Regions from separate parts of the Homo sapiens genome. Here region 1 is linked to region 2. A link is an interaction called in ENCODE POLR2A ChIA-PET data of the cell type or tissue named here. Cell type or tissue: HepG2. All regions are shown on one strand. Links, peaks and the distances in the headings refer to the core of each region. The heading gives the core; the rest is flanking DNA.

Region 1 (8,341 bases), core at 260-8,259, 54 kb before region 2:
ACATTTAAAGAATGATTAAAGACCTACCATTGAAAAAGATCCCAGAGTCAGCTGGCTTCAAAGCTAAGTCCTACTAATATTTCTTTACGGTTAATTTTAACGTAATACGTATTTGTGTATGAGAATTTCCCCAACTCATTCTCTAAAATTAATGTGTTCTTAATAACAAAACTTGATAAAAAAATTAGTGTAGTACCTAAGATAACCCTATAAATAAATATCTTTTATGAGTAAAAACTGTGCTAAAATTCTGAATAAAAAATTAACATGAAATTCAGCATCTAAAAAGAACAGAGTTTCATCAAGTCAGCTTTACACCAAGAATGGCCCGGTGCTCACTATGAGAAAACATATCAACATAATTTATTATATCCACAAGAAGAAGAATCATATAAACATACCAACTGAGACCAGAAGAACTTTTATAAAACTGAAACAGCTGCTTCTACCAAAGCCTCAGTTAAATGGAAATAGAAACGGAATATTTTATATATAATAGAGGATCCTTACCCAAATCCAACTACCACCATGATTGTAAGTGGAAAAATGCTAAAAGCTAAAGTCATTTCCACTAAAATCAGGAACAGGCAGGGGTTCCCCCATCACCAGTGCTATTCAGCATAGTTTTAGCAGTCTGGAAAATGACATAAGGAAAGAAAACAGTACATTTAAGCATTGGAAGAGTATAGATACCTTTTTTTTCGCTAGTAATACGATTTTATACACATAAAATTCAGCACTTAAAGGGGGGGGTGGGGAATGCCATTAGAATTCATTGAAGAATTTGGTAAGGATCTATGTACACAATAAACATATGAAAATCATTAACATTTTTTCTATACTGATATTAAAGATCTAAAAATTGATATTAGGGAAATGCTAATTCATAACAGGGAATAAGTCTATAAAAGAAGACAAAATCTGATAGGAAATGTTGTTCAGGGTATGTGTAGAAAACTGTAAAATCTTATTGAAGGAAGAAGGCTTAATATTATAAAATGTCAATATTTCTAAAAATTAATATATAATTTCAATTTAATCCTAGTGGATTCAGGGGAAATGTGAGTTGAATACAGTTATCTTAAAGTTCATATGGAAAAGTAAGTGCCCAAAGATAACAAAGATAAAAGGTTTTAGGACTTGGGGGGTGAAGGGGTTGCCTTGCCAGCTACTAAGACATACAAGAAAGTCACTATAAATGATATTGACATAGAGAAAGGCAAACAGGCCAATGAGACAAAACAGAAAATCCAGAAACAGATCTAGAGAAAGGCAAACAGGCCAATGAGACAAAACAGAAAATCCAGAAACAGATCTAGAGAAAGGCAAACAGGCCAATGAGACAAAACAGAGAATCCAGAAACAGATCTAGATTTACATGAGAGTGTAATAAATGGTACAGTTGGTATTTTAGTTTGGTGGGTAGAGTTTATCAAATGAATGATGTTGGCACAAATGGCTCTCCATCTGGAACAAAAGAGAATTGAAGCACCACCCACACTACATGGAAAACTAACACTAAAGGAAGTAAAGGTTTAAGTATTAAAAAAAAAGTAATTAACAATAACAGTAATTTAGAGTAAATTTTAGGAGAATATACATATGACCTAGAGAATAGGTAGATCTTTTAACAAACAAGCAAGCAAAACAGAAGAAAAGAAAAAAAGGTGGTAGGAGCTCAGAAGGTATACAGAAATACACATATATTTATTTATAGAGGATGTATTTATATAGAGAGTATAATTATATATATACTTGATTGCCTACAGAAAAAAATTAAATATCTAAGATAAAAATATAGTGCTAATAAAATCAAAAGAAAAATGATACACTGGGTACAAATATCTGTACTGCACATTTTAAAGGGAATTATCTGTAGATAAAGGTAATTGTCCATAATATACACAGAGCTTTCACAGATTGTTAAAGACATACAACCTAAAAGTAAAATGGGCAAAAGAAATGAAGTGATTTGCAGAACATACCCAAATGGTCAGCAGACATATAAAAAAATGCTCAGCTCCATTGGTACTTAGGAAAATGAAAATGAGTAACTCTCAACAAGGAAAAACATTTGAGCTTGGTGACACTGCACCAGCAGGGAAGCTGGTTAGGAGCACTCACAGACTTCTGCTGGAAATGTCAGCAGCGGCTGCCTTGCTGCAAAAGCATGACAACATCTATTCAAACAAGCCTAGAGAAATACATGCTGTTCAACCTAGCAAGCCCACTGCCAAAAATCTAGTCTATGAAAATAAAAGCATCATGGGTCAAAGATTTTCACATCATAGCAATCGCATAGTAGCCAAAAAGTTTTGAAAGAAAGAGAGGACTAAATAAATATCAAAATAGATACTTGAATAAATTTTATAAATGCATACATTGAAATATTATATAGTCACTAAAAAGAGTGAGTTGTATAGCAGCTTTCTCTATAATAGCACCAATCTGAAAACAGCCCAGGTGTCTATCAATGAGAGAATGAACAAACTAAGTGTGGTATATTCATAAAATGGAATACTGCTCAAGGGGAGAAAAAGCTGGGAAGAAACCCTGATATTGTAAGGACTTCATATATATCATGACTTCATATATGATATATATGAAGTTTTAGACGCAGCAAAACTAATCTATGGTAGGAAACATCAGAATACAGTTTGTCCCTGGGTGGGGGAATTGGGAATTCATTGGGTGGGGGGGCACAAGGGTACCTTTTGGGGTTATAGTGTTGCTCTGTATCTCAATAGGGATTTCGGTTACACAAATGTATGCCATCATCCAAACTCATCAAATAATTTGCTCAATATTAGTGCTTTAGAATGTAAATAAAATTTACCTTGAAGGAAAAAAATATTGAACACTAGCTAATGGCATGTGTGCAAAGTGTTTAGGGGGAAGTATGCTGAGAAGTCTGCAACTTTCCTTGAAATACATTCCCCCAAAATAAGATGGATTGGATGGTTACAGAGATGGATAGATGGAAAATAAGTATAAGTAATAGGTTAATGGTAGAATCGAGGTAGTGGGCATAAGGGTGTTTTCTGTAAAATATCTTCTTTTCTGTATGTTTAACACGCATCATCTATGCTTCATTTGGCATAGATCTAACAGAAAAAGAATCTGCTAGATCTATGCCAAAAGGCTCGAGGAGTATCTATAATGAGATATGCAAGTCCTAGCAAAAGTGCATGGAATAAGGATTCTATTTTTTTAGAATAAACAATGACAAAAATACAATCATGTATGTGTGTGGGTAGCTACCCAAATAACCCCATATAGTTCTATGACCATGAAGATAATTATATAAAGAGCCTGGGGGATGGAGGTGGAGAAGCGCGAGGTGAAAGGTGAGGGTGAATATACTCATGCACACAAAGAGATGCAAGAAGCATGGGCCTCAACACAGCATCAACAGACAGGGCTAGCACAGTTCCAGATCACTGTAATTTCTTTACAATTTTCTATACTGTTTAAAAGGTCTTTCTACAATAATCATTTATCATTTATGTAATCAAAAAGTTATTTTTATTATTTTAGTTTACATGCCTTTGTGGAATATGAGTGTGTGTGTGTGTGTGTGTGTGGTGTGTGTGTGTGTATTTGGGAAAAGGGTTTAATATCTCTTATTGATCTTACTGTCAACTGATGCGTTTATTCAATTGAATGGTGGCAGGCTTATTATCTACTGCTACACATGCTGTGAGAACAGAAATCGTTGTTTATCAAAGCCTGGGATTGCCATAAAATTAACTTTTTGTTTCTCTTCAAATATGATAAAACACGGCAACAATAAAACACTCTCATCAAATGAAAAAAAAAGCTATTTTTAATTTGGATCAACATGAAAACAAACAAAAGAGAATTTTATATTCTTGTTCTTAAAGGGACCTGGGAAATCATCAGGACCCCAGAAAACCGGGAACCACTCCTGCCCACAAGACCTAGAGAAGTTTCTTGTCTTCTCAGCTCCATGCTGCAACTGGCATGAATTCCACTCTGGAAACAGATACATTCACCACCAAGGTTTGCTTTCCATGTTGTCCAATAAGCCAGAACTGGAACAACTAAGAAGGCTGTAGACAGCCAGCTTTGTCAACCACCCAAGGACATTTGCAAGCCTGGAGGTTCAATAGAATTTACAGCTACAGTCTGAGGAGCTCATCCTGCAGGCCTGGCCTGAGGCCATCTTACTCTTAGACTCGGTTTCTTGAAGAGCTCATCGGGCAGGCTGCTGCACAGCTCATGGTGTGACTGTCCCCAGCTGTATCCCTCAGGTCATTGCAAGTGAAAGAGCATAAAAGAGAGTGCAGGGGCCAGGCATGGTGGCTCACAACTGAAATCCCAAAACTTTGGGAGGCAGAGGCACAGGACGGCCTGAGCCAGCAGTTCAAGACCAGCCTGGGAACATGGTGAGACCCTGTCTCTACAAAAAGAAAAAAAAAATAGCTTGGCATGATGGCTTGCACCTGTATTCCCAGCTACTTGGGAGGCTGAGGTGGGAGGATGACTTGAGCCCAGGAAGTTGAGGCTGCAGTGAGCTGTGAGGGCACCACTATACTCCAACCTGGGCAACAGAACAAGACCTTGTCTCAATTTTAAAAAGAAGAGGGTGCAAGGTGGCCTTTTGACAAGGGACTGATCCCGAAAGGAGCCTATAAGGGTTATGGGGCATGGAACGGTGCTGACGTGTGGGCACAGAACAGAGCTCTTCTACCACTCCTGGGCCAAAGGGCAAGGGCAGGCAGCCGTTCCCGTGCCTGGGGATGGAGGGCTCCAGGAGGGACCTTCCCCAACCAGAGCTGAGACCGGGCTCTGAGGGAAGCCGCCCACTCAGGCCCCTCTGGGAGACAGCAGGGTCCGTTTAACCCCAGCCTGACCTCCTTGTTCAACACCATCACCCGCCCCAGCTCCTACTTGGCCAAACTCACACTGGCACAGAGCGCAGTGGGGAAGGCTGGAGCGAAAACTGGAGAGGCCAAGGAAGGCTTCCAGTGCTTCAGGCTTCTAGGATCTACACCAGCAGCAGCGGTAGCAGCCTACCCAGGTCCTGCTTGCATCCGCCTGCAACGTGGAGTGAGATTCTAACCAGTTGAGCAGCTGCTCCCTCTTCCCTCCCAAACCCAAGAGACACACAGGGAAGTCAAAGTAATCCACAGAAACACGCATGGATCTTGAGTCAGAAGAATGCACCTTGCTTTCCTGCTCTCCTGCCTCTTTGTGAATGCCTAGCTCTTCTGAAGTGGCCCAGTGGGTTAGAGTGAGAAGAATGAGGCCAACAGCAAAGTCCGAGGACGACGAATTCTCAGGGCAGCACAAAGGGGGAGCAACTTCCCCTCTGTACCTTGCCTGCCTCACTCTGGCCCTGGCCCTGTCCAAGAGCAAGACATAAATACACCAACACACTATTTGGGTATACAGTAAGCTCAGTCTGTAAACAACCGCTCTTATGCCAGGTGACATCCTGACATGTATGTCACTGTGACAGCTGACAATGAAGTGGCGTTTTTTTTTCAGCACCTCTCTATAAAAAGCTGCCTCACCTGGGCAACCTGAGTGCCAGTTGATCTGAGCTGAACAAGCTCAGTAATTTAAAACAAATGTCTCAAATGCCATTCATATCTTTCCCTTGAAATGGAAGTGCAGCCAGAAACACTTCCTACTTAGAGCGTCTAAGAAACAGCCTGGAGAATTGAAGCTGTTCTTCCTGCTATTGTGTGTAGTAGAGGAGTGAAGAACCTGGTCAGGAGGCAATTGCTCGATGCCACTGGCTGTGTGACCTTGGACCAGTGACTTAACTGATCTGAACCTCGACCTCATCTTTAAAATGGAGATAACAACGGAGTTGGCCTAGGAGGGTAATTGAGAGGTTTAAATGAGATAGTGTAAATAATGCCTGGCACATGAGAATCAACCAGTGTCAGCGATTTTATTGTTGCTATTTATTATTGCATGATTTTTTAAAAAGATATTTTTGTAATTTTTTAAAAATGTAAACTGGCTATCTAGATAATACGTTTGCATTCCAATTAATTACTGCCAGGAGAATGAAAGTCCTGTTTAAACTAACTTTGGCTTATTGGATGGGATGTTTTCTGCTATGATTAACAGACAAGAAAAAAATACATATATATAACAACACACTCATCCATGGTGTTTCTAAAGAAAATATCATTTCTTAACACGAAAAATGGTATTTATAGCAACTTAGTTTTTTGTTTTACTGTACCAGTTGTGTGAGAATTTTCTTAAAAACTTCCTAAGCCTGAGTCTCATAGCCTTGTCACTAATTAACTGTTCCACTCATTTAAACATTTGCTTGCCTTTGAACCTGGGCCCTATGGACCCCTGGTTGCTGAAGACTGGGCCTGTCTGTCCAGCCTGCTTCTCTTTGCGGCTATGTTGAATTCTCTGTCCCAGTGGGAGCTGAACCGGACTCCATTCTGTATCTCCAAAGCCCACAGGGTTTCTGATCCAGTAAATGTTTGTAAATTTTAAATGACAACCTCCTTGTTATTTTCTGATCAGTAACTGCTCTTGATTTATGCCTTTGCAGCCATCTGGAATGCTCAGCCTGAGACCACACTCTCTCCGCATGCAAAACATCCCCATCGGCTTCTCACACTTCAGGGACTGACTTTACCATCTGCCTTCAAGAGAAACTAGCATAACGGGCTAAACCATTTTTATGGACCACATAATGTCCTCTGATAGAATGTTCTAAACAAGGGTATTGTCATACTCTTGCAAAGCAGGGTGGGGAAGTCCTCCAAGGGCCAGGACTTGGAGCACACCCATGTTAGTGGTTTGGGGAGAGGTGTCCAGGGAGAGGTACATCCTGCCTCAAGTGGAGGTGTACACCTGTCCCATCGGCAGGCTGTGGGGCTGGGCTTCAGGGCCCGGAATCTCACATCTGAAAGGGAGATTAGTAAGAGTAAAGCCTCAATCCTAAAACCGGCTGGGTCCTTGGAAGTTTCTAAAGGTGGATTCAGTCACAGGGCCCAAGTCGCAGTCCTGTCATTAGAACTGGGACTCTGTGGAACCAAGGTGAAGGTCTGCCCACCAGAACTGGAATATAAAGTCATATCTGCCAACTCCAGGGTGACGTGACCTCGAGTCACAGAGTGTCGACTTCACCCGTATTTTAAGTCAGAAATTCCAAACACTCCCAATACATTTGATGAAAACATACCCGACCATTTTTGCCTAATGAATTAACAGAGAAAGACTGATTTTCATTGAAATGATTTACGACATTCGAGTATCCCTTGTGCTGTACAGTTTGTAGCACAGCTTTATTCAATCCCTGCAAACACTCAGAGACACAAGAGTGTACAAATAAAGAACTGGAAACTCAAACTCAGCTCGTCAATGACTCCAACATGCATGTTTTTTTGTGACAGACACACTCTGAATTCAACCATTTCTGAACATGACACATGTCTCTTTCCACTTACATTTTAATCTCCCAGAGGGCGGGATTGTGTCTAAAACAGAAGAGCAGTCCTGGTAATGGCCAGTCTAGTTTTGACTGTAAAGTAGGCCTAATCAATGCATGTTAATTGACTAATATATTTGACCTTAAGGGTACCAACTCCACCCCCCGGGCTGTTGAAAATCCACGTATAACTTTTGATTCCCCAAAAACACAACTATTCATAGCCCACTGTTGACCAGAAGCCTTACTGATAACATAAACAGTTGACTAATATGTATTTTGTATGTTACATGTGTTGTATACTAAGACAATGTCATTTAGAAAATCATAAGAGGAGGAGGAGGAGGGGTGGCAGAGGTGGAAGAAAACCCACATGTAAGTGAGTGGTGCGGCTCAAACTTGTGTCCTTCAAGGGTCAAGTGGACATTAATCAAAGGTCACCAGAGTCCAGCAAAGCAATTCCAGTGGAAAGTATGACTCTCAGTGCTGAATCCTATACCCTTAGACGGGAGCACACACGTGCAGGAGGATTGCTCCATTTTCATCTAAGAAACACGGGGTTGTACAAACATGGGTGCTGCCACCCAAGCAAATCCACTGCTTCAGATGCCGTGAGCATGTGCAGTTTCACACTGAGTGTCTCGTAGCCATGATATAGGTGCACACTCACTGACTTCTGCACAGGAGTAGCTGAGGGCAGCCACAGGATGACAAGCATAGCTGGTAGCTGGGTCCATGCCAAAGTGCAGCTGGGCCTCATGTGAAGGGGAGGTCTTCGTGGGTGGGTCCAGACCCCCCACCCCACTTCAACCACAGCAAGCCTGCCATTTCTATTTCCAGCTGAGAGTGGACATCATCATGTCGTCACAATATGCCAGGCCTCTGTCCAGGGCTTTAGGGCTTTAG
Region 2 (8,341 bases), core at 70-8,069:
AGCTTGAGCCCAGGAGTTTGAGACCAGCCCAGGCAACATAATGAGACCTTATCTCTACCAAAAACATTTTTTAAAGTTAGCTTGGTGTGGTGGCATGTACCTGTAGTCCCAGCTACTCTGGAGGCTGAGGTGGGAGGATCACTTGAGCCCAGGAGTTCAAGGCTGAGGTAAGCCATGATCGTGATACTGCACTCTAGCCTGGGTGACAGAGATCCTGTCTCTAAAACAAAACACAAATACAAAGTGCACCCCACGAGTCACGTGTGAAAGGAAATGTTTTCCCAAGAGAGTCTCCTTTCATTGTTAAGCATTTTGGGGACCCTGCCTACTTTATCACCCCCTTTGAAATTAGCATCTTATGAGCTGCACCAGACTTCAGTCTCCAGGAAGGCAGGAACATACTGGTGTTTCTTATACAAAGCCTGCACACAGTCCACACCCAGTGAAAATTGCTGAATGAGCAATTATGAGGCGTTCTGCTCCAGGAAAGAAAAAAGAAAAACTAACTTTGTGGAACCAAATTTCCAAAACTTGCATCGCAGAGTCTGTCTTTCTCTGAATACCTGAAAGCTGCCTTAAAAATGCTGTTGTGGAGGGTCTGGTGTGTTCCAGCCACTCTCTGGGTAGGGGAAGTCTGTGGGGAGGGGGAGGGCGCTAGGTGGAACCCAACGGGTTTTCCATTCCAGCCATTCCCAATTTTATAAGCCCCCCCAACTCTGGGCTGACTTTTCTCATACCCAAGGATGTCACTGACTTCCTTTCTCTGTCCACCAATTCATTTAGAAAATGCAAATGCTAATTTCACTCTTAGTCTATAAGGAAAAAATAATAATTAGGAAGGTTAGTACAAGGCACATTTGCAATGTATTTCAAAAGTAAATTAGAACTTTCTCTTATAGGCATTAATGGATTAACTGAATCCTGGCTCCTACATGTTAGCCTGAGGTCAAGAGTTAAAACAACATTGAAATATCTTCCTAATCACAAAGAAATTCCAAATCAAGTCATTTCATTTGCACAGAAGTCTTGTAAATGTGATCTTTGCAGAGGGAAAGCACTCCATGGAATGAAGGGGAAGAAGGAGCAAGGGTACGGGTCCCAGTGGTCCCAGCCTGGACTCTTCCTAGCTGTTGAGCACAGCTGAAAGAACAGAGCAACACTCGAGGCCAAGGTGGAAAGAGCTTCCTTTCCTTGTAGGCCACTGACCTTACACTGGAACGAGCACCACCAGCAAACACCTGTGATGCCAATCGTCTTGCAGGTAGGAGAGATCCATCCAGGAGTGGGATGGACTCGACATAAGCTGCAGGTGTGATTCCTAAAGGACGTGCTACTCAAACACCATGGAGGCTCGGCAGCAAAAAGCTGGTGGCGGGGTTGCAAATTGCCAAGCACACCTGACACTCATGGCCCTACACGCTCATTCAACTGTTAAGATACGGAATAGAAATCTACCCCCTGGGCAACCCAAGTGTTCATTAACAGATACAAACAAACTGTGGTCCATCCACACAACAGAATATGATTCAGCCTTTAAAAGGAAGGAAACGCTGACATGGGTTACCACTGGATAAACCTTGAAGACATAGTGCTCAGTGAAATAAGCCAGTCACAAAAGGATGAGCGCTGTGTGATTCCTCTTATAGGAAGCACTAAAGTAGGCAAATCCATAGAGACAGAAAGTACAGTGGAGGCTGCCAGGGTCACGAGAGGAGGAGTTATTGTTCAATGGGTAGAGTTTCCATTCACAAGACTAAAAAGCCCAGAGACGGATGGTGGTGACGGTTTCCCACAGTGTGAATGTGCTTAACACCACTGGACTGTGTGCCTAAAATGATTAAATGGTTAATTTTATATTATATATATATTACCATAATTAAAAAGAATAGCATCAGTAGGGCCAGCACAATGGCTCACACTTGTAATCCCCGCACTTTGGGAGGTCAAGGCAGAAGGATTGCTTAAGCCCAGAGGTTAGAGACCAGCCTGGGCAACATGGCGAGGCCCTGTCTCTACAGAAAATCAGCTGGGCATGGTGGCATCTGCCTGTAGTACAAGCTACTCGGGAGGCTGAGATAGGAGGATCATCTAAGCCCAGGAAGTTGAGGCTACAGTGAGCCACTGCACTCCAACCTGGGCAACAAAGCAAGAAGACCCTGTCTCAAAGGAAAAAAAAAAATAGCACCAGCTATTTTTAAAAAATCCCCCATGGAAGTCAGGAACACTTTTATTCACTACTTCCTCAGCATCACAAAAGGTGTTTCTTCCCCATCCTGGTCTCCCAGCCAAGGATAAGCATTATAAATGCTGGTGCTTTGAGAGAAGTTGGGCTACTTCTAAAGTGGTGGTTTCTGTTTAAGCCTGGAATTTGCTCTCCCAGAGGATCAAGGACCATGTTGAGGCAGTCGGGCTGTGGAAAGCTCTGTGGCACCCCAGCACACTTTTGATTTCAACAGCATTGTCTCTAGCCGTCAAAGCATCCCTCTTTGGGCAGAAGTTTTCGATGACTGGCATTCTTTCACAATTCTTGCTCTATCAAATGTTTTTTAAAGCACCTCTGCCCATAAATGCAACACAAACAAGTTGCCCTGTGAGTCACAGGACGAGAGCACATGCTAAGTCCGCGTAATGATCTTTATGTAATTTGCCCCTTAGTCATTGTCTGGCCCATTAGGTAAACAGGCAGTGTGCATTTCTTTGAAAATAAGGGTCTCTATAAAAACTGCCATTGTGAATAGACTGAGCAATAAAGCGCCCCACAAGGTGTTTAACTGAAAGGAATGTTTTAGAGATAAAAGCAGGTTTGTTTTGAAGTCATTCAGGATAAAATATGAAACAGGATTTCCCCAAGTCCACCCTGGACATTGATTGTTTTTAAATTTCATAGGGAAAAAAAAATCACTGTGGCCTATCTGAGCCTTAGGGGCAAACGCTGAAGTCTCTCAGTGGATATCGACTTTGCACAGGAAAAAAGGCACTGAGACCCTGGAGGTGGAGCATGGAGCTCTGCCGCCTCGCTTCCTCTGTGAGCTCGGCCCTGGCATTCCTCACATCACTGCTGGCCCTTGAGTAACAGGCCCCACACTTTCATGAATATAATAGAAAGAAAGCAGAATTCGGTCTTAAATGTAGTTGAAAGCCACATCGAGGAAGATGTGGTGAAATACCCCAGGAGATGCATTGAGCTTCAGAACGTGCACTGTGTGCCGGGCCCTAGCTTTCCCCAGCCTCCTCCTGATGAACTCTGGTTTCCTCTCATCCTTCAAGGCTTAGCTGGGCCGGGCACGGTGGCTCATGCCTATAACCCCAGAGCTTTGGGAGGCCAAGGTGGGAGGATCGCTTGAGCCCAGAAGTTCGAGACTAGCCTGGGCAACATAGTGAAACCCTGTCTCTACAAAAAAAAAAAAAAAAAAATTAAAAATTAGCTGGGTGTGGTGGTGCACACCTATTGTCCCAGCTACTTGGGAAGCTGAGGCAAGAGGATCACTTGAGCCCAGGAGTTCAAGGCTGCAGTGAGCTATGATAATGCCACTGCACTTCAGCCTGGACAACAGAGCAAGACCATGTCTCTGGAAAAAAAAGAACAAAAGGCTGGGCTGGTTTAAAAGTGAGCTTCTCACCGAGCCCTTCCCAGAGGACTCTCCTCATCTGGGCCTTCCTTGGTCATGCTAATCACATTGCATTGTAACTGTTGGCTAATCGGCTTGCTCCACTGGAATTTGAAGTTCTTTGATAGAGGGAATGTCTTTCATCTCTGTATCCGCAGTCTGACGCCTGGTGCTATAGATGCTAAGTAAATAAACGGTGCTGGACTTGGACCTGAATCGATCCATCACCGAGTATGTGTTGAGTGTCTATCTACAGCCCTGCTATGGGAAATGAAGACATGCTTGTTTTCCCTAAAGAGCTTATAGCTTTGTTGGAGAAGCACTGCATAGGATACTATATCAGGCAAGAGAGGACACATTTGGATGACAGTTGCACACTATAGACAAATTTCTCAAGTAACCCAGAAGAGATGGGATGGGAGCTCTTTTCCTGAAGGTAGCTGTATGGAACACTGATGAGGATCTTGAGCATTTGGGAGCCCAAAAGAGGGACAGGCTTGGATTGAGAGGGAAAGTAATGGGGAAAGGAACTCCATGAACTGCAGGACATGGAATGCAGCATTGTGAGCCTAATTTTGAACATTTAGTCCTGTGTTAAAAGGCTTGCTAGTAAAAAGCTTGTTTACTTATTAGTAAAAGGTTTTACTAACTACATGAGCTTAGGTAAGCTGGGTGGAGGCTCCCTGCCTCCATTTCCTCTATAAAGTGGGACAATGATAGTAACAACCTCAATTTGTTTGTATGAGAATGAAATGGGACACTGCACAGGCACCCTTAGCATGCGCTGTGGACAGAGCTCTCTTCCTTACTAGCTGGTAGTATGCGCCAAGAGGGGATGAGCCCAGCCTATCTGTGGGAGAGTCATCAGGGCTTTTTGAGCATTGGTGCCCACCAAGAAGTGTGATGGGCCTGGATTATGAAGGGCTTCAAAAATTGGCAGATGAACTTCAACATGACGGGGAAGAAACAGGAAACCCTGGGAGGTATTCCCCTTGCCCCACTGAGGGTAGGGAGCTCAAGCCAGCATGGTCCAGGCTCTCCTCCCCTCATTCCTGACCAGGTTTAATGCGTTCCTACCTAGCTCACCAACATATCCAATGGGAGTTCCCACAAATTAAACGTTTTTCGCTAAGCCTGTGGTGCTTTGATTACTAAGTGGGGTTTTGTTTTGTTTCCATTAACAAAGAGTGACTCAAATAGCCTAAAATAATAAAATCTTTTCTCATCTCTGACTTTGACTCCTTAACCTCAGCACAAATCACAAGACCCTTCTCAATTTTCTCATCTTCAACATATAAATGATGCCAGCGCCTCCCAGGGCATTAGAAGGATTAGCATCTGTCAAAAATACTGGAAACCTTGGGACCTATGGCCCGAGAAGAGCTTTAGCAAGTATTTTATTTTTAAAAAAGAGCCTAAACAGGCTGACTCCCTCTGCATCTTGCTACTTCTGAGGTCTATGCAGTTCTGCACTTTTCTCTTTTCTATTGTTATGTATTTGATTATCCCTTACAGAGTGGGGTGGTTTTCCTGCTAAACACCATCGTGTATGCAGTTATTTTCCTCCCCTCAGCTCCCCACAGTATTCCTCTGCTGTTCCAAATGTCCATGATTCTTTCAAATCATGGAAACTAAGATCCTGTCTGTCACTAGCTCTCAAAAAGTTTTAATTTCTACCTGCATGGGTGGTAGTCTGCAACCAGCTCCTGTGGGCTCAGGAGAGCCAACTGTTACATTTTCAAGAATCTGTGCACTGGTTGTGGACAGTCACTTGAGATCACCCGTGCATGCATGGGAACATTTACACCATGAAAAATGTCACATGCTACAAATCAGGGCCTGGTTTGTTGTTTTGTCAATTGTCTAGACATAAGATAGTGATAAAGTGTTAATAGATTAAGCTATTAAAATAATAGATTGGAGACTGAATTTTAAAATGTATCTTGTCTGGGGACATCACATTGTGAATAGCACAAAATAGCTAAGGAGATATTCCTCCAGAATTTGAAAGCCACTGTTGAATTCTGCAAAGAGGCTGTTCATATCGTGTCTTCATTGTTTCACCTTCATCTCACTTGCTAACTGAAGAACACTTGAACATGCACTGACTTCCTGAGGGCCACCAGGCATTTAGGGAGATGCCCAGTGAGAGGAAGGCAGCCTTGTGTCCCTTATAATGAGACCCTTCTCTGAAATTATTAAATAATCTACCTTGCAGTAAAAACTGCTGATTCTTCGTGGAGGTCTCTTCAAATACAATGATCTGTGAAAATTCTGCCTACAGAATTTTAAGAAAAACCAAGAGTACCAATTAACTAAAAAATTTATATAAAATTAATGATGAAAACAATGACCATTAACAAACATTAATAAACAAAATATCAACCAACATTCACACGGGAACCACGTGCTGGGAGACATTTGGTGACCATTTACCAGCACGCCACTGCATCTGTTGCCTTTGGGTCCTAGGGCAGAATTCCTTGGGGAAGGATGGCATTGTTCATTTCACTCCTGTGGGGCCGGCCCTCCTCAGCATGCATGCCCAGAGCTGACCCTTCCCCTGGCCACAGACCCAACCTCTAGGCATAAGATTAAACCTGGCATTTCAAGAAGCAAATGGGGCCCCTGAAGATCTCTTGTGGGTACCATCAACTGCTGCCTTCTCTGCTCACAGGCTTTGGAATTTGAGAATTTCCCAACAGTGAGATGCCTCTGAAATTATGAAATGAATAGGAATACATCTTAAGCAAGTAATATATAAATAATGGGAAGGAAAACATTCCCTCAGGCTGGGCATTATCAAATATTTAAGACAAACTTTAACGACAGTCAACTTGGCCTCATTTTTCTATGTGCTCTGTCTGACACATTCAGAAAACTTGCACCTGGGCACAAAGTTGTTCGTCCAAACTCACTGCCCCTGTTATTGGCTAACTGGAAGGGCTAGGATCCAGCCGTGCTTGGAATTAGGCAATTGCCATTGTAATTCCTTTACTAAGAACAATGACCATTTTACATCGCACTTAGAGTTTTTCAGGTAGGTTATAGGCAGCATGTATTTATTCTTTTCAATAACCTCACACATCACGCCCTTTTTACAGATGATGAATGGAACAAAGAGAGCACTGAGCCAAAGCGGAGGCTGTCTAGTCAAGGTCTCCACCTGCCGCGGGACTGGGGAGAACGGTGTGGCCTCAAGGTCTCCACCTGCCGTGGGACTGGGGAGAACGGTGTGACCTCAAGCATATAGCACCATAGCACTCCTGGGCTGAAAGCCAGCAGCAGCCCCCACTGTCCATTAGATGAAGTCCAAATTCTTTAGCAAGACATATGAGCAGTTCCTCATCAGATGCAAAATCTACTTCACTTGTCTCATTTCCCACTCTTTCCCATTTTCCTAAAAGCACTGGGCTCCAGCCACACAACTCTATGCTATTCCCCGTATACAACTTACTCAAATGCACCACCAAGTTTTGCAGATGGCCCTTGGCCAGACGCCCTCCTCCTTCCTCATTTTGAAAACATTCACTTAACTGAGCTCAGCTGTCATGACTCCAGAATGATCTCCCCTAAGGTCTTCAGGTAAAGTGGGTCACTACAATACAGGTACAGCAAGGCAAAATTGTCTCCCATATTACAGTTGGCCCTCCATATCCATGGGTTCTGCATCTATGGATTCAACCATCCACAGACAGAAAATATTTTTTGATTGCTTCTGTATTGAACTTGTACAGACCTTTATTTCTTGTCATTATTCACTGAACAATACAACAACTGTTTACCTAGCCTTTACATGTATTAGTTATTCTAAATAATCTAGAGATGATTTAAAGTACACAGGAGGGTGTTTCTAGGTTATATGCAAATACCATGCCATTTTATATCAGGGACTTGAGCATCCATGGATTTTGGCATCCAAACAGGTTCCTGGAACCAATCCCCCTGTAAGGAACATGGTTGTACTTTGGTCAAGGATAGGCAGAGATAAACATCCAGAATGACTCCACGAGTTTAGAGTGCAGGTGCATAATTCCACTTGCTATCACAGCCATGTAGCCATAACACGGGAAGGCTCATCATTTGACTCTAAGCCACTATTGCCTGTAAAAAGTATAATTGTCCTGCTGACACTGTACAGATGCTCACACCCAGAGAAAGGAAGAGGGCCAAAGCTGTCCATCTTGCAGACGGACAGGAGGGAGCCAGGACACAGCTCGGCTTGCTTGTGCCCAGAGAGAGAAAGAGTGAAGCTGCTGAACCCGAAGGCAGGGGAGAGCCAGCCACACAGTTGTGGGTGGGAGCCACTGGACTAAGCAGCCAAGACAGGGTGAACAGTGTAGGAAAGCTGCTGATGAGAGGACAAAGTAAAAGAGCTAATATAAGTAAGCTGTTTATGAGAGCTGCTGCTGAATAAAACCACATTGCACTTGCCTACAGCCCCCCAAGTGTTCTTTCAGCTATCTACTCATCGACTCACTCCCTCCGGACCTCAGCATGGGCTGAAACCTGACCCCAAGGGTGATATTTGGTGTAGTCATGGACCTGACACCCCACAGACACTGAAGGATGACTGTATATTATTATTGGGTTATTCCTTATATGTTCATCTTTGCAATTAGACTATGAACTGATCTAACGTGGAAATGGTTTCTCACTCATCTTTGTATCTTCCCCTGCCTCTGAGAACCAGGTATGTGCTCAAAACTGCCTGTGGGCATTGCAATAGCAAA

Evidence for each region. Peaks named below come from ENCODE experiments on the same cell type or tissue, not always from the same donor. Only the 100,000 strongest peaks of a DNase experiment are listed, where the experiment ranks them.
Region 1: POLR2A ChIA-PET joins it to region 2 with 11 read pairs; 4 of 35 experiments call an interaction of 5 or more read pairs at or near these places.

Annotation. Positions count from the first base shown.
Region 1 is chr6:1,211,005-1,219,345 of GRCh38, forward strand. No RefSeq gene overlaps it. Among named protein-coding and RNA genes, the nearest start is that of FOXQ1, 97 kb to the right of the region's middle. In HepG2, for the core only: a CTCF peak has its summit at 4,262; no DNase peak of the experiment used is centred there.
Region 2 is chr6:1,264,788-1,273,128 of GRCh38, forward strand. No RefSeq gene overlaps it. Among named protein-coding and RNA genes, the nearest start is that of FOXQ1, 43 kb to the right of the region's middle. In HepG2, for the core only: no CTCF peak of the experiment used is centred there; DNase peaks (open chromatin) are centred at 2,564, 2,974 and 3,754; H3K4me3 peaks cover 863 bases.